Regions from separate parts of the Homo sapiens genome. Here region 2 is linked to region 1. The links are chromatin loops, found by intact Hi-C in ENCODE. Cell type or tissue: HCT116. All regions are shown on one strand. Each heading gives the region's core, and the rest is flanking DNA. Links, peaks and the distances in the headings are about the cores only.

Region 1 (9,220 bases), core at 3,561-6,060:
GTTTGTTGTCCTGCAGCCTCGACCTCCCCAGGCTCAGGTCATCCTCCCACCTCAGCCTCCCGAGTAGCTGAGACTACAGATGTGTGCAACCACACCTTGCTAATTTTTGTATTTTTTGTAGAGACAGGGTTTGGCCATGTTGCCCAGGCTGGTCTTGAACCTCTAGACTCAAGTGATCCTCCTGCATTGACCTCCCAAAGTGCTGAGATTACAGGTCTAAGCCACCATGCCTGGCCTCATTTTAACCATTTTTATCTTATTAATTCAGTATCATTAAACACGTTCTCATTGTTGTGCAACCATCACCACTATTCATCTATAGGGTTTTTTTCATCTTTCCAAACTGAAACTCTGTACCTATTAAACCATAACTCCCTATTTCTCCTATCCCCAACCCCTGACAACCACCATGCTACTTTTTGGCTCTATAAATCTGACTATTCTAGGCATCTCACTTGAACAGAATCATACAGTATTTGTCCTTTTGTGACTTGCGTAGTTCAGTTAGAATGATGTCTTGGCCAGGTGCAACATAGAGAGACCCCCATCCCTACAAATAATAATTAATTTAAAAAAACAATAATTAATTTAAAAAATTAGCTGAGCATAGTAGTGTGAGCCTGTAGTCCCAGCTATGGGAGGCTGAGGTGGGAGGATCAATTGAGTTCGGGAGGTCAAGGCTGCAGTGAGTCGCACTGGTGTCACTGCACTCCATGCCAGGCGACAGACCAAAAAACAAAAACAAAAACAAAAACCTAGAAAAAAATATGGAAAGCAAGCACAGTGCTTGGCATACAATCAATGGCCAGTAGTTGCATCCATATAAATGACCCCATCTCTACCTTCAAACTGGGCCTGATTTGCTTTTGTTTATTTATTTATTTATTTTTAATTTGAGACAGGGTCTCGCTCTGTCACCCAGGCTGGAGTGCAGTGGCATGATCTTGGCTCACTGCAACCTCTGCCTCCCAGGTTCAAGCAATCCTCCCACCTCAGCCTCCCGAGTAGCTGGGACTACACGTGCCTGCCACCATGCCTGGCTTTTTTTTTTGTTTTTGTTTTTTTTGAGACAGTCTCACTCTGTCACCCAGGCTGGAGTGCACTGATGCGATCTCTGCTCACTGCAACCTCTGTCTCCTGGGTTCAAGCAATTCTCCTGCCTCAGCCTCCCGAGTAGTTGGGATTACACACCTGGCTAATTTTTGTATTTTTAGTAGAGATGGGGTTTCACCATATTGGCCAGGCTGGTCTTGAACTCCTGACTTCAGGTGATCCACCCGCCTCGGCCTCCCAAAGTGCTGGGATTAAAGGTGTGAGCCACCATGCGCAGCCTGGCTAGTAAATCAGAGATGCCACCAGGAAGCCAATGAGCACAGAGCAGTCAGCCTCCCATCTGATAAATAGGAGTCACCTACCTGTGTACCAAGTATCACCTGGTGCCCTGGTCTGTGCGTGCAGTTTTTCCAGGGCTTGGAAGGGGTTCAGTACTGCTCCCTTTGTTCTAGCTTTCCGTTGTCCTGGACTCCTCCTGGGCTGATGACTGAACTGAGTAGTGCTGAATTTGTTTTTTTATATTATTATTATTATTACTGAGAAACAGTTTCACTCTGTCACCCAGGCTGGAGTGCAGTGGTGTGATCTCAGCCTCACTGCAACCTCTGCCTCCCAGGTTCAAGCAATTCTCATGCCTCAGCCTCCCAAGTAGCTGGGATTATAGGCATGTACCACCATGCCTGGCTAATTTTTGTATTTTTAGTAGAGATGGGGTTTCGCCATATTGGCCCGGCTGGTCTTGAACTCCTGACCTCAAGTGATCTGCCCACCTCGGCCTCCCCAAGTGCTGGGATTACAGGTGTGAGCTACCGTGCCCGGCCTGGAGTGCTGGATTTATAACTGCTGTGGATCAACTTGAATTTGCCGCAAAATCTGTTTAACGGACTCTGCAGATGGAGCGAGCTCTGTCGCAGGCAAGCCTTGGGGTCCAGGGTGAGTGCTTCGTACACACCCTCTGATGGATGTGGGGAAGGTGATGTGTAGAAGCAATGGCGGAAGTAATGTCCACGTCTCTTTGAGATGAGAAACACATATTTTACTAGCCTTAGAGAAAATGTAGATTTTTAAACCTGTAGTTGGGAGGCCCAGAACATTTTTCTTTATAAAATTTGCCAGATGCTTAGCAGGACCTCCATGAGTCAGAGTTGTGATTTAGGCAGAAGTTTGTCTTTGCCCTGGTTCGCAACCTAAGGATGACTGTGTTCTCTTCTCCCTTTTCCTCCCCTCTTTGATGAGTCCACCATCATCAGCACCCCCTGCCCACTCCCTTCCCTCCTCGCCCCCAACCCCAAGCTGCTCTCAGGCAGGGATCCGCTACCACCTGCAGGTTAGTGTGGATTTCACTTGGCATGTTGCGTTTCCCAGGAATAAATGTTTTTCAGTTCAGTGAAGGCTAATTCAGAGCTGCCCCCTCCCACCTCCGTCACTCTAAATAAAAAATGTGTTTGCTAAATGCTGTGGACTGAATTATGTCCCCCTAAAAGTCATTATGGTGAAGCTCTCTCTACCCCATTGTGATGCCTCTGGGAGGTGATGAAGCCTAGATGAGATCATGAGGGTGGAGTTTGCATGATGGAATCAGTGCCCTTATAAGAGACACCAGCGAGCTTGGTTCCTCTTCCTCTCTCCATCCACACACACTAAGGAGAGGCCATGAGGCATGGCAAGGAGGCAGCCGTCTGCAATCCAAAGAGAGAACCCAGACCCCAACCCTGCCAGCACCTTGACCTTGGACTTTCAGTCTCCATAACTGTAAGAAAATAAATTCCTTTTGTTTAAGCCACTGGGTCTGTGGCTTTTTGTTAGGGCAGCCAGAGCTGACTAATACACTAAGAAAATGCAGGTTCAGGCCAGGCACGGTGGTTCATGACTGTAATCCCACCACTTTGGGAGGCTGACGTGGGCAGATCACTTGAGGTCAGGAGTTCGAGACCAGCCTGGCCAACATGGTGAAACTCCATCTCTACTAAAAACTACAAAAAATTAGCTGGACATGGTGGCGCATGCCTGTAATTCCAGCTATTTGGGAGGCTGAGGCACAAGAATCGCTTGAACCCCAGGATGCAAAGGCTACAGTGAGCCGAGATCGTACCATTGCACTCCAGCCTAGGTGACCAGCGTGAAACTCCCCATCTCTAAGAAAATATAAAAGAAAAAGAAAAAAGAAAATACAGCCTCAAGACCAGCCTTCCAGCCTCTTTTTCCAAATAAACTGTTTTCCCTATGACCCTCCTACATAGAATTTCTGACACCCAAACAGCTTAACCCTTACCTGTACTTGTGTAGAAAATTACCTAGATGCACCAGTAGCTCCCAGAGCACCACCAAGGCGAGCCATCCCAGGGTCGCGGAGCAGAAAGACACACAGTCCAAAAGGTTAACAAGCTTAGGATAGGATGCAAGTGGGACAGAAGGAGCACACTGTCTGGATCCAGATCACGCAAAGTTTACATGTCTTATCCCTTTCTCAGCTATATCAGCCTCATGGTAGCACGGATGTAAGGACCAGCATGGAAGTTCCAGTAGAGGGACCCAAGAAATGGCCGCACCTGGAGCCGACACATCCCCTCCTCCACCAGAAGACACAGAGCACGCACACGTGCCCACCGCTGCAGCTGGCTGGTCAGCCCACTGAGCAGCACTGGGCTTATCTCCCTTTTCTTGGGCAGAGTGCATATGGGGCCAGAATGGGACCACACTGGGTCTCACCAATGTGTGGTTGACTTAGGCATGACATGACACAGCTGTCAGCTTATAAGGTGCAGAGTGATTTTCTATCTTTGAGGAACATTGCTGTCTGTTCCATTATACTGTTTATTCCATTTATCTTAATATGGCTTACAGATCACCAATTTACTTATTAACTATACTGAACATATGCTTTTAGTTTTGTGTACATTATCCAACTTGCTTCCTTACAGGGAGAACAAAGCACCTTAATATTGTCCTGAAATCACCCCAGGTGGGAAAGTCAGCCACAGCTTCTGCAAAGGAATCGTGGAACACTATCAGATGTGCAAGTAAGGGCTAGCACATACGTAACCAGATTTAGATATTACTCTTACATAGACATTTATTGCAGTGAGGAATATATATTTGGAGGCGTCTGTTTCCACAATGCTATATATTTTTGAAAAGTGCTACTGTCACAATAACTCATGCACTATTATTCTACTGTGTCTTTATAATGCTGGAAGAAGAGGGGCCAGGATTGTGCTAGTCATCACGCCCCTTGCAACCCGTCTTGCTCCTGCAGTCCTCTGCCTTTCTTTTGGCATGTGCACTTCTTGTTCCTGCCATATGAGTCTGTTAGAATACGAACATAAATTATTTTGAGCAGATGTGAACTAATGTTACCCTACTTGAAGAAAAGAAAGGAAAAACCTGCCGGACAACTCTGTTGTCACCTAAAAGAAAAGCACTGATGAGCTCCAAATAGATGGAAAGTCGATTCCTACAGTTGCCCTGTTTTGCCACGCGGTGGCGCTGATGCACCAGGAAGACACCACGGCTCTGGAGCGAGCAGCTGCTCTGCTGGCTTGGATCTGTCCCAGAAACGTCTGAGGGAGGTGGTGACCCTGAGAAGGGAAATGGACAAGATGATGAGCCAGAGAAAATGGATGAAAGGTAAGAACATGGAGACAGTGTAAGGCAGACGTTAAGAACGTTGACTTTGGAGCCGGGCGCCGTGGCGCACACCTGTAATCTCCGCACTCGGGAGGATCGCTTGAGCCTATGGGAATTCGAGACCAGCCTGGGCAATATAGTAAGACCTCCCAACTCCTCCAACCCCCACCCCGCAAAAACGGAATGTTGACTCTGGGATCCACTACGTTGCTTTCCAATCCCAGCTCTGCCACTCAGGCACCTCAGTTCGCACTTTCTTACTGAGAAAGTCAGAGGGACTGGCTAAGGGCAGACCATTTGGTGGGAAACAAGTGGGGATACGGTTTGGATGTGCGACCCCGCCCAAATCTCCTGTCGAATTGTAATCCCCAGCGTTGGAGGTGGGGCCTGGTGGGAGGTGATTGGATGGATCGCGGGAGGAGGGGTGGGTCTCTCATGAATGGTTTGGCGCCATCCCCTTGGTGCTGTCCTGGCGATCGTGAGTTCTCCTGAGACCTGGTTGTTTAAAAGTGTGTGGCATCTCCACTCTCTCCTTTTGCTCCTGCTTTGGCCATGTAAGGCGCCTGCTCTCCCTTCACCTTCCAACATGATTGGAAGCTTCCTGGAGCCTCCCCGGAAGCAGATCCCAGTATAATGCTTCCTGCACAGCCTGCAGAACCAGGAGCCAATTGAGCCTCTTTTCTTTATAAGTGACCCAGTCTCAGGCATTTCTTTATAGCAATGCGAGGAGGGGCTGATGCAAGTGGAATTACCCTGCTGAGGACAGGCACACACTAAGCACATAGTACTCATCTAAGGGCCTAGAACACAATAGAAACTCGAGAATATATCATGTTGGTGGAGGGGGAAGATGCAGTGACTTTGTATTTACAAACGGTCTTTTAGCTTAATTCTCTCTACTATTTCTCACTTTGTGGAAAAAGGAAATGAAAAATCCACTGAACTGATTTATCCACAGCAGGTACATAAAGCCACTAAAACTGACCCCCTGTTTACTCCTTCTCTTCCACCCACCCCAGCAACTTCCATTTGTCAGCAACACTGCTGGATAAAGTATTGCCAGGAGGAGGTACTAATTCACCAGAAACAGCCCACAGTTGCTGAAGACTGAGTTTTTGCTCCCCTCTCCCTAAGCAACCTGACACCAATTAATCTTTTATTAAAGAAAATTGAGGCCGGGTGCAGTGGCTCACGCCTGTAATCCCAGCCCTTTAGGAGGCCAAGCGGGCAGATCACCTGAGGTCAGGAGTTTGAGACCAGCCTGGCCAACACGGTGAAACCCAATCTCTATTAAAAATACAAAAATTAGCCGGGTGTGGTGTCACACACCTGTAGTCCCAGCTACTCAGGAGGCTGAGGCAGGAGAATCCCTTGAAACTAGGAGGCAGAGGTTGCAGTGAGCCAAGATCATGCCATTGCACTCCAGCCTGGGTGACAAGAGCAAAACTTCATCTCAAACAAAAAAAGAAAAAGAAGATTGAGAGTTGCTTGACAGCAGTTGACCAACTTGGCATCATTCTGTTGTCAGTTATCAGTCTAATGACTAATTTTTTGGTGAAAAGGAGGAGAAAAAGCGGGTGGGGGGGAAGTTCATGAGTCTAATCCACAATGACACTGGCTTCTTTTTTTGAATGTATATAAAAGCAAAGAAGCAATTAGCTTCACATAATGGATCATTTATAGATCATTTTTACATTTCGAAATTATTTTTAAAATATTTTCAGTGGCCAGGCGCAGTGGCTCATGCCCGTAATCCCGGCACTTTGCGGGGCTGAGGCGGGCAGATTATTTGAGGTCAGGAGTTTGAGACCAGCTGGCCAACATGGTGAAACCCTGCCTCTAACACAAGTACAAAAATTAGGTGGGCGTGGTGGTCCATGCTTGTAATCCCAGCTACTTGGGAGGCTGAGGTGGGAGGATGGCGTGAACCTGGGAAGCAGAGGATTATATATATATTTTTTCAGTTACCATTAACAATTGAGTGGTGCTGTAGGCTGTAATCATAACAAAACAGAGACTCATAGGGAAAATGAATCTTAGCTATAATTTGGCTGACATTCTGATATATCATTCATTTTGAATGAAAGCTAGGGTTTAGGCAAGATATGTTTCCTCCAAAATAAATAGGTAACAATTTTTATTCATTTATTATTGTATTTTAATTTGTTTTGTTTTTTGAGACAGAGTCTTGCTCTGTTGCTCAGGCTGGAGTGTAGTGCCGTGACCTCGGCTCACTGCAAACTTCATCTCCTGGGTTCAAGTGATTCTCCTGCCTCAGCCTCCCGAGTATCTGGGATTACAAGCATGCACCTCCACACCCAGCTAATTTTTGCATTTTTAGTAGAGACAGTGTTTCACCATGTTGGCCAGACTGGCCTCAAACTCCTGACCTGAAGTGATCCACCCGCCTTGGCCTCCCAAAGTGCTGGGATTACAGGCATGAGCCACCTGCCCGTCCCTAGGTAACAATTTTTATATTTCCAGTTGCTTATTTTCTCAGTTGTAAATACTGCAGTGCCTACTAGAGTGCTTGATACATTCTTCTCTGTGTGGTAGAGGCAATAGAAAAATGGTACTCAATGACAGTAGTTTATGTAGGAAAAATAATAATCTTATCTCCCCCTCCTACAACTCAACATCACCTCCAAAATTACTGAAGGAAACTGAAATATTTCACCCCAAAATAGATTTCCTTGACATGGTACAACATGGCTATTCAGAAGGTCTGGAAATAAAGGAAAAGCTGCAAAGCTACCCTTTGTTGGGGAGATTTGCACCTGTAGAGAAAATCCACACGGGTGCAACCAGGCTTTCCCTGAGGCCTTCCATTGTCCAATCTGGGAAAGATGAACTGAGAGTCCGACACCTTTAAACATCTGAAAAGAACATTCACCATCTCTTCTCTCTGAGAGCTGCTACCTGTGAGATTTCATCTACATAACAAGATGACCTTTGTAAGCCAAGCCCCCTCTTCTCTCCTTCCCATAACCTGTCTGGTCTTGCTCCAAGCCCTCGTTTTTTCTGAAACCTCAAGATGGTTACAGAAAAGCATCAACCAGGCTGGGCAAGGTGGGACCATAATCCCAGCACTTTGGAAGGCCAAGGTGGGAGGATTGCTTGAAGCCAGGAGTTTGAGACCAGCCTGGGCAACAAAGTAAGACTCCGTCTCTACAAAAAAAAAAAAAAATATATATATATATATATGTATACATATATACATATATATATGTATATATGTATACATATATATATCACACATATATACACATATATATGTATATATATATGCAACATGACAAAACCCCATCTCTACTAAAAATATAAAAATTAGCCCAGTGTGCTGGTGCATGCCTGTAGTCCCAGCTACTTGGGAGGCTGAAGTGGGAGGATTTCTTGAGCCCGGAGGTTGAGGCTGCAATGAGCCATGGTCAAGCCACTGCACTCCAGCCTGGGTGACAGAGTGAGACCCTGTCTCAGAAACAAACAAACAAACAAAAAATTAGCCAGATGTGATGGTGTGCACCTGTGGTCCCAGCTATTCAAGAGGCTGAGGTGGGAGGATCGCTTGAGCACAGGAGTTCAAAGATCCAGTGAGCTATGATCGCACCACTGCACTTCAGCCTGGGTGATGGAGTGAGACTCCATCTCTAAAAAAATAGCTATTAAATTAAAAAAAAAACTTTTAAAAAAGAAGCATCAGCCATCCAGCCATGTATCTGAGGTCTTACGACTCCCATGCATATTAATGAATTTGTATGCCTTCTCTGTTCTTAACCTGCTTTTTGTCAGTTGACTTTTCCATGAGCCTTCAGAGGGTGAAGGGGAAGCTTGCCCTTGGCCCCTAAAGTACTGTGGGTTTTGTCTGAGAATTACCCAGAGGTCAGGGCACAGGTGGACACAGGGAACTCCATGCTGTATCCCCTGTGGTCTGAGGTCTACCTGAAGCTGGATGCCAAGGCCCTTGCCAGGGTAGGGGTGGGCTCCCCAAGATCACCAAGGAAAAGCCCAGAACTACTTCCTTTCCTTTCCAGTCCAACACACCCAGAATTCTCCCTCTTAAAGACTTGGTTCAGGCCAGGTGCGGTGGCTCACACCTATAATCCCAGCACTTTGGGAGACGGAGGCAGGTGGATCACTTGAGGTCAGAAGTTCAAGACCAGCGTGGCCAACATGGTGAAACCCCATCTCTACTAAAAATACAAAAATTAGCCGGGTGTGGTGGCAGGCGCCTGTAATCCTAGCTACTCTGGAGGCTGAGGCATAAGAATTGCTTGAATCCAGGAGGTGGAGTTTGCAGTCAGCTGAGATCGTGCCACTGCACTCCAGCCTGAGTGACAAAGTGAGGCTCCGTCTCAAAAAAAAAAAAAAGACTTGGTTCAAATGGAAGCTATGCCTATAGTACACAGCTGTATGTATCTGTGTGTAGGTGTCTTCAAAGTACGTTTTTTTTTAATTAAAAAAAAGTTTTTGAGACAGGATTTCACTCTGTTCCTCAGGCTGCGAGTGCAGTGGCACGATCACAACTCACTGCAGCCTTGAC
Region 2 (9,220 bases), core at 978-3,477, 110 kb after region 1:
AGTGTTCCTCCCGCTTCGGCCACCCAAAGTCTGGGATTACAGATGTGACTCCTGCCTCCTTATATTTTTCTCCCCCTGCATTTTCAAAATGTAGGTGGCAGGGAAATAGGAAGTGATGCGCTCCCATTGATGACTTGAGTAGGTGTTCATTTCCGGTTTCCCTGATGGAAGGGAAGGAGCTAGTAGACCTCTGTTTTACTCCGAGGACACTTAAGCTGAGAGTGGTTAAGTTGCCTGGACTCACACAACAATCAAGTGTCAGAGCAGGCTCCAAAGCTGGGCAGACTGGCTCCCCAGCCTCTTTGGAGCTGCTGTACTGAGCTGCTTCCAGTTCAGGTGCTGTCGGAAATGCATGGAGAAGGCGCTCCCTGTTCTGGAAGGCTAGAGTTTCTCAAGGGAAATTCTTAAAGTACCTGCAGTTGGAGATGATGCATGTGTAACAACTATTAGTGTGCTTTAGGGCAGCTGTTCTCAAAGCATAGCACTCAGAGCAGCAGCATCGGCATCACTTGGGAGATTCTAAGAGATGCAGATTCTCCAGCATCCACTCTGGACTGATTCAGTAAAACTGGAAACACTGGGTGTGTGGGTGGGGGTGGTGAGGTTTCAAGTGCTCCAGGTGATCCTGATTTGAGGCGCTTACTGCTTCCAGCTACTCCTTTCATTGGAGTATTATTACAGTATTATGCTTTTCTTTATTTTTAATTGTTAAAATTTCTTTATTTCTTTTTTTTGAGACGGAGTCTTTCTCTGTTGCTCAGCTCTGTCACCCAGGCTGGAGTGCAGTGGTGCAATCTCTGCTCACTGCAACCTCTGCCTCCTGGGTTCAAGTGATTCTCCTGCCCCAGTCTCTCAAGTAGCTGGGACTATAGGCGTGCACCCTCACACCCAGCTAATTTTTGTATTTTTGGTAGAGATGGGGTTGCACCATGTTGGCCAGGCTGGTCTTGAACTCCTGACCTCAGGTGATCTGCCCGCCTTGGCCTCCAAAAATGCTGGGATTACAGGCATGAGCCACTGTGCCTGGGCCAGTTTGAGGGATTTTAAAGTCTGAGGCCTCATAGTGAGAAAATAATAATAATCATCATCTGAGGAATGCGGAGTCCTTTTAAATTATCAGGCCCAGAGAGACATTAAAATGACACAGCAGTCACCTCGTAGTTCCCACCCCCTTGAGCTATTTACTTATCACTCGAAAGTACTTCATATTGCCACATAGCTACAGATTAACCTAACAGTGCCCCAAGGACACTGTAATCCACAGCTCAGGAGTTTGAGCTCCAGCGATCTGCCTGCCTCGGCCTCCCAAAGTGCTGGGATTACAGGCATGAACCACCACACTGGGTCTGTAGTAAATTCTTGAGTTATATTTTGTGCCTTAGCCTCCTGCTTTTAGGTCAGTATTTGTGTACCCTTCCCACTGCCAGTGGAAAGCTGAAATGAGCCCATCCAGGAAGTGGCTGCCTGGAGACAGGGCCCACCTTGTAGGGAAAAACTGCTTTTTCACCTTCTTGTTGAGTGTTTGCTTTTCTTCTCAAATATCATCTGCTTTCTGAACTTGTGAACTGGCAGCTGCCTACCTAAATGATGCCAATAACTGGCTTACTGACTTTTATTCAAAGTATTTTCCCGGGATTTTGGTGTATTTATAGCATAATTTGGACTTGGAGTCTAAAAGGAGTCATGCATTATGGCTGTTGGCAATTGTGGATTTTTAAAGGTAGTATTTTCACCTATTTCTTTCTTTTTTCTTTCTTTTTTTTTTTTATGAGACAGAGTTTTAGCTCTGTTGCCAGGCTGGCCGTGGTGTGATCTCGGCTCACTGCAACCTCCGCCTCCAGGGTTCAAGTGATTCTCCTGCTTCAGACTCCCAAGTAGCTGGGATTACAAGTGCCCACCACCATACCTGGCTAATTTTCATGTTTTTAGTAGAGACAGGGTTTCACCATGTTGGCCAGGCTGGTCTCGAACTCCTGACCTCAGGTGATACACCTGCATCGGCCTCCCAAAGTGCTGGGATTACAGGTGTGAGCCACTGTGCCTGGCCTTCCATTTTCTTTTAGCTATTGTTTCATTTCTAACAATAAAGGCAGCTAGAATTTCTTTTGGTATTTGATATGAGATAGTCCCCATTTTTTCCCCAAACAGCTCGTTTTCCCCATTATCATTTATTGAATAATTCCTCCTCTTTCCCGTTAGTGGAAATAAGTGGCATAGCCTATGAACTGTGGCCAGCTGGGCACAAGATGGGTCAATCCCTGAGACTCTCCTAGGAATTGTCCTGCTGCCCCCTGGTGCCCGGCAGGCACTTTGCATTCCTCTGCCCACACCTGATCCAGAGGTGATCTGGGGTCAGCAGCAGGGTGGAGGCTAACAACGAAGGACTTTTCCCTAAATATGGGCATTGAGAGGGATCTCCAGATGCATCTGGCCCACAGAAAGTGGTTAAATCCTTGCTCCCCTGTTGCTGGCCATATCTCAGTGGGTGAAGTGTCATCTTGCAAAGCCTGTGCTGCTGTGGAAACTGCCACTGGTGACCAGACAGACTCTCTGGAGACCTGCCCTAGAGAGCTGATGACATGACTATAGAAGCAAACACAAGTGGCTGAGGGCAGGGGATGGCTTAGAGAGGAAGGGTGTGTGAGGCCCTCAGTCAATGCATCAAATGTTTAATTTTATATTTTCTTTTTCTATAATAAAAAAAATATTTTTCTTGTAGAGATGAGGTCTCACTATGTTGCCCAGGCTGGTCTCAAAATCCTGGGCTCAAGCAGTCCTCCTGCCTTGGTTTTCCCAAGCGTTGGGATTACAGGAATGAGCCACTATTCCTGGCCATTTAATTTTGTGTTTTTGTGTGTGTGTGTGTGTGTGTGTGTGTGTGTGTGTGTGTGTGTGTGTGTTTTGAGACAGGGTCTTGCTCTGTTGCCCAGGTGGGAGTGCAGTGATGCAATCATGGCTCATTGTAGCCTCAAATTCCTAGGCTTAAGTGATCCTTCCAGCTCAGCCTCCCAAGTAGCTGAGCTACAGGTGCACGCCACCACACCTAGCTAAAGTGTTTTTTTTTTTTTTTTTTGACGGAGTCTCACTGTCACCCAGGCTGGAGTGCAGTGGTGTGATCTCAGCTCACTGCAACCTCTGCCTCCTGGGTTCAAGTGATTCTCCTGCCTCAGCCTCCCAAGTAGCTGGGACTACAGGTGCCTGCCACTATGCCCAACTAATTTTTTTGTGTGTTTTTAGTAGAAATGGGGTTTCAGTATGTTGGCCAGGCTGGTCTTGAACTCCTGACCTTGTGATCCGCCCTCCTTGGCCTCCCAAAGTGCTGGGATTACAAGCATGAGCCACCGCACCTGGACACCTAGCTAATTTTTTGAGGGGCGGGGGACGGAGTCTTGCTCTGTTGCCCAGTCTGGAGTGCGGTGGCGTGATCTTGGGTCACTACAATCTCTGCCTCCAGGGTTCAAGTGATTCTCCTGTCTCAGCCTCCTGAGTAGCTGGGACTACAAGCGCACGCCACTGCATCCAGCTAATTTTTGTATTTTCAGTAGAGATGGGATTTCATCATGTTGACCAGGATGGTCTTGATCTTCTGACCTTGTGATCTACCCACCTCGGCCTCCCAAAGTGCTGGGATTACGGGGGCGAGCCACTGTGCCTGGCCAGTAATTTTTATTAATACATTTTTGGTAGAGACCAGGTCTCGCTGTGTTGCCCATGTTGGTCTTAAACTCTTGGCTTCAAGTGATTCTCCCGCCTTGGCCTCCCAAAGTGCTGACATTGCAGGTGTGAGTCACTGTGGCCGGCCAAATAGTAAATTTCTGTGTCTGCAGAATCACAGTCTCTTGGGGTTGAGCATCCTGAAATCTGCATTTTTTAAAGCATTATTTCCTGGTTGATTCAGATGCTGAGATTTGGGAGCCACGTTTCTCAGGTCTTTCTCAGTCTTTGGTGTCCAATTCTACTTGATCGGTGTCTGGGAGGCCAAGGTTACTGCCTTGATCCTCTGCGGTTTAGATTATTCATTTAGCAAACATTTGAGTGCCTTATTTTTATTTTATTTTTTGTTTTTAATTTTTTAATTTTTGAGATGGAGTTTCACTCTTGTTGCCCAAGCTGGAGTGCAGTGGCGTGATCTCGGCTCATTGCAACCTCTGCCTCCGGAGTTCAAGCGATTCTCCTGTCTCAGCCTCCCAAATAGCTGGGACTACAGATGTGCGCCACCATGCTCAGCTAATTTTTTGTACTTTTAGGAGAGATGGGGTTTCAACATGTTGTCCAGGCTGGTCTTGAACTCCTGACCTCGGGTGATCCACCCACCTGGGCCTCCCAAAGTGCTGGGATTACAGGCGTGAGCCGCCATGCCCAGCCTGGACTATGTTTTCTACCCCAACCTTGTGGTCAGAGGTGACCATGAAACTGAGACCTGGCCAATAGGAAGTGGTTGCAAAAGGTGTCTCGCTTCCACGACTGGAACACAAAAACCAGCCCCATGCAACGCCTCTCCAGCTGAATAAAGAGGCCTCCTGGAGAGGAGGAGGACTGAGAGGAGGCCGAGCCGCAAGATGGTGAAAGTCCAGCTAGGAGTAAATGTATGGTGTTGTTCACCACCCTAGATGGCCCAAAAGGGGACTATAGCATGACAATAGGCATGGTCTTGGTTTCTTGTTTTCTTTTTTGAGACGGAGTCTATCTCTGTCTTGCAGGCTAGAGTGCAGTGGCGTGATCTCGGCTCACTGCAACCTCTGCCTCCCGGGTTCAAGCGATTCTCTTGCCTTAGCCTCCTCCCAAGTATCTGGGATTACAGGAGCTCAAAACCACGCCCGGATAATTTTTTATTTATTTATTTATTTTGTATTTTTAGTAGAGAAGGGGTTTTGCTGTGTTGGCCAGGCTGGTCTCCAACTCCTGACTTCATGTGATCCACTGCCTCGGCTGGTGATTTTGAATTAAGCCATTGAGAATCAGGGCTTGTTTAATAGCTAGCATTATTTGCACGATACAGTGGCTGCCTCCCTCATTGTGTGAGCTCTTTGAGAACAGGAATGGTACTTTATTGTAATGGATTTGCACCTGGCAAGAAAGAAGGCACCCTGCCTTCTTTCATGGTGGCACATGCCTGTAATCCCAGCTACTTGGGAGACCGAGCAGGAGAATCGCTTTAACCCAGGAGGTGGAGGCTGCAGTGAGCCAAGATTGCACCACTGCACTCCAGCCTGGGCTACAGAATGAGACTCTGTCTCAAAAAAAAAAAAAAGCAAAAGAAAACGTAGTCCAGGCTGGGTGCGGTGGCTTATGCCTGTAATCCCAGCACTTTGGGAGGCCGAGGCAGGTGGATCACAAGGTCAGGAGTTCAAGACCAGCCTGGCCAACGTAATGAAACCCCGTCTCTACTAAAAATACAAAAATTAGCTGGGCGTGGTGGCATGCACCTGTAGTCCCAGCTACTCGAGAGGCTGAGGCAGGAGAATTGCTTGAACCCGGGAGGCAGAAGTTGCAGTGAGCCAAGATCACGCCACTGCACTCCAGCCTGGGCAACAGAGCGAGACTCCATCTCAAAAAAACATAGTCCGTGTGTCCAGCAGTCGCTGCTGCAGGAGTTCATCCTGAACCCGTGTTGGGTGTGCTGGAGTAGAAGTATGGAAAAGCTGTGTGAGGGTGGGGATTTTGTTTTTGTTTTTGTTTTTTGAGATGGAGTCTCTGTCGCACAGGCTGGAGTGCAGTGGCATGATCTCGGCTCACTACAACCTCCGCCTCCCGGGCTCAAGCGATTCTCCTGCCGCAGCCTCCCAAGTAGCTGGGATTACAGATGTGCACCACCAGGCCTGGCTAATTTTTTTGTTGTTGTTAGAGACAGGGTTTTGCCATGTTGGCCAAGATGGAGATCTCTGGGGAGGGGTTTACCTTCCTGTTGGAGCTTGGATGGAGAAGGTGGGAAATCGTTCCTGGCAGGGGATGAGATGTCCAGGTCACAGAACTGCAGTTGGAGAAAGTGTTGCCTGAGACGTGTGGCGAATGACCACCCCTCAGTCGCTATGTCGTCCCTGCCAGCCGGTAGCGTTTGTTACACCCAAGGTTGCCCTCCCCTCTTTCATCCCAGCAGATGTTCAGACTTTGCTTCTCCCACTTCCAGCCCCTTACTCATGAGTACTTACAGCCCTTTTGTGGCCTGCGACGTAGCTCCTTGTTCCATTTCTGGGTTCCATGACCACTTCCGTGCTGGTCTGTTTCAGGCCTAGTCCCTGTCTGCTCTTTTCTCTGCGCTAGCTCCTATCTTCCCCTTTTCCTTAGTGTCATAGAATTAGTGGGTTGAAAGGAAGAGATCTTCTAGCCCACACTCAGTACAGGAATCCCTTCCAGATACTGGGCAGTGGGGAAATGCATTATGTGACTCTCATGACTTTAGATTCGAATGCCAGAATTATGTTGTATTGAGCCACAGTTTTCTTTCCATGCAATTTCTACTTGTGTTTACTTACTTCTAAGAAAAGCATTACAGAATTTAATGAAGCAAAGAATGATCTGTGAATCAAGCAGCTCCTAGAACCAAAATAGGTTCAGAGCCGCTCTCCTTTGTTTTTTTGTCAACACGCAGAGCAAGTTGGCTACCTCCCTTCATATGCTCGCCTCATAGTATTCAAAGACAGCTATCATGGCCACATTAAATCTTTGTTTCTTTGTTTGAGACAGGGTGTCACTCTGTCACCCAGGCTGGATTGCAGTGGTGCGATCTCAGTTCACTGCAACTTTCACCTCCTGGGCTCAAGCCATCCTTCCACCTCAGCCCCCTGAGTAGCTGGGACCACAGGTGTGTGCCAGCATGCCCAGCTAATTTTTTATATTTTTTGTAGAGATGAAGTTTTGCCATGTTGCCCTGGCTGGTATTGAACTCCTGGGCTCAAGTGATCCTCCCGCCCTAGCCTCCAAAAGTGCTGGGATTACAGGCATGCGCCATGGTGCCTGGACAGGAGTTTATTTTTGACCCTGTTAAGTTTGAGATGCCTGCTACACATTCAAGTGGAGATGTTGAATAGGCATTCAATTGGTCATGAGTTTGGGGCTCATGGAGAAGTTTATCTTATTATTATTATTTCTTTAAATGGAGTTTCACTGTGTTGCCCAGGCTGGCGTGCAGTGGTATGATCTTGGCTCACTGCAACCTCCACCTTCTGGTTCAAGCAATTCTCGTGCCTCAGCCTCCCGAGTAGCTGGGATTACAGGCACGCGCCACCACACCCAGCTAATACTTGTATTTTAGTAGAGATGGAGTTTCATCATGTTGGCCAATGTGGTCAGGAAGTTTATGTCAATTTGGGCATCATCAGTGATACATGCAGTTGAGCTATATTGGACACATGGCCAATTGACCTCACAGTCCGCAGGGCTTGTCCCCATGTAACTGCTCTTCTATCCCTATGCAAATTCATTTTGTAGATGCTAACGTTTAGCAGCTCATTGTTGCTGTTGAAAGTTCTTGGAACACTTTCGTAGTCTGAATGCTAGAAAGGATGGGTCCTAGGAATGTCCTCTAGGTTGTGGCAGATCCACTAATCAACACTGTGGTTGCTAGATTAACTTGGCCACAAGTGTCAAGAGAGGTCGTGTCATATGGAGGTCTGCTTTATGGAAGTCAAGAGGTATTGGAGTATTGGATCACCTGGGCACTTCTGTCTTTTTTTTTTTTTTGAGACAGGATCTTGCCTTGCCAGCCAGCCTTGGAGTGCAGTGGTGCATTCATAGCTTATTGGAGCCTTGACTTCCCAGGCTCAAGTGATCCTACTGCTTCAGCCCCCCAAGTAGCTGGGACTACAGGTGCGGGCCACCACAGCTGGCTAATTTTTCTAATTTTTTGTAGAGGTGGGGTTTTGCCATGTTGCCCAGACTAGTCTCGAACTCTTGAGCTCAAGTGATCCACCTGCCTTGGCCTCCCAAAATGCTGGGATGACAGGTGTGAACCGTCATGCCCAGCCTGGGCAGTCATTCAGAAACCCTACCAAGAAAAGGGTTAAAGTCATTTGGCATGGTTTCCTCTTTTTTTTTTTTTGAGACAGGGTCTTGCTCTGTCGCCCAGGCCGAAGTGCAGTGGCGCAACCTCAGCTCAGTACAACCTCTGCCTCCCGGGGTTCAAGCGGTTCTCCTGTCTCAGCCTCCCGAGTAGCTGGGATTACAGGTGCTTGCCACCACACCCGGCTAATTTTTGTATTTGTATTTTTTATTTTTATTTATTTTTTTGAGATGGAGTTTTGCTCTTTTTGCCCAGGCTGGAGTGCAATGGCGCGATGCTACTGTGCCTGGCCTCACGATTTCCTCTTTTTTTTTTTTTTTTTTTTTTTTTTGAGACAGAGTTTTGCTCTTGTTGCCCAGGCTGGAGTGCAATGGCACGATCTTGGCTAACTGCAACCTCTGCCTCCCAGGTTCAAGTGATTCTCCTGCCTCAGCCTCCCCAGTAGCTGGGATTATAGGCATGTGGCACTACGCCTAGCTGATTTTTGTATTTTTAGTAGAGATAGGGTTTCACCATGTTGGCCATGCTAGTCTCGAACGCCTGACCTCAGGTGATCCACCTACCTTGGCCTCCCAAAGTGCTGGGATTACAGGCGTGAGACACCACACCCGGCCATGATTCCTCTTAACACAAGCTGGCTCTTGGTGCTGCTTTTCATGAATATACTCTCAAATTGCTCCCTTCAAATGATTGTTGATGTGCATTATTTCTTTTAACCTTATTAGCTTTATTTTTTCTAAATTCTTTTTAGATTACATAGCAGTTTCTTAGCCCTCACCATGATTGGATCACCTGGACAGCCATAAAAATATGGATGTCTGTTCCCCTTATAGGCCAATTGGAAAAATAATTTCTGGGGGTGGGATCCACGCATCTATCTATCTATCATCTATCTATCTATCTATCTATCTATCTATCTATCTATCTATCTATTTTTTTTGAGACAGAGTTTTGCTCTTGTTGCCCAGGCTGGAGTGGAATGGTGTGATCTTGGCTCACCGCAACCTCTGCCTCCCGGGTTCAAGCAGTTCTCCTGCCTTAGCCTCCTGAGTAGCTGGGATTATAGGCATGCGCTACCATGCCTGGCTAATTTTGTATTTTTAGTAGAGATGGGGTTTCTCCATGTTGGCCAGGCTGGTCTCGAACTCTCGACCTCAGGTGATCCGTCAGCCTTGGCCTCCCAAAATGCTGGGATTACAGGTGTGAGCCACCGCGCCCCGC

Evidence for each region. Peaks named below come from ENCODE experiments on the same cell type or tissue, not always from the same donor. Only the 100,000 strongest peaks of a DNase experiment are listed, where the experiment ranks them.
Region 2: it touches region 1 in a loop (13-fold over the local background); 29 of 110 quality-filtered maps call a loop at or near these places.

Annotation. Positions count from the first base shown.
Region 1 is chr13:95,399,785-95,409,004 of GRCh38, reverse strand. LOC124903193 (a long non-coding RNA gene) reads left to right here and starts at 3,917. Exons shown (of 2, transcript XR_007063839.1): 1 at 3,917-4,680. In HCT116, for the core only: a CTCF peak has its summit at 4,529 (motif pointing right); a DNase peak (open chromatin) is centred at 4,554.
Region 2 is chr13:95,289,816-95,299,035 of GRCh38, reverse strand. The region is part of intron 1 of ABCC4 (ATP binding cassette subfamily C member 4 (PEL blood group)); the gene reads left to right. Among named protein-coding and RNA genes, the nearest start is that of ABCC4, 7.0 kb to the left of the region's middle. RefSeq lists an enhancer at 2,323-2,412. In HCT116, for the core only: a CTCF peak has its summit at 2,289 (motif pointing left); a DNase peak (open chromatin) is centred at 2,287.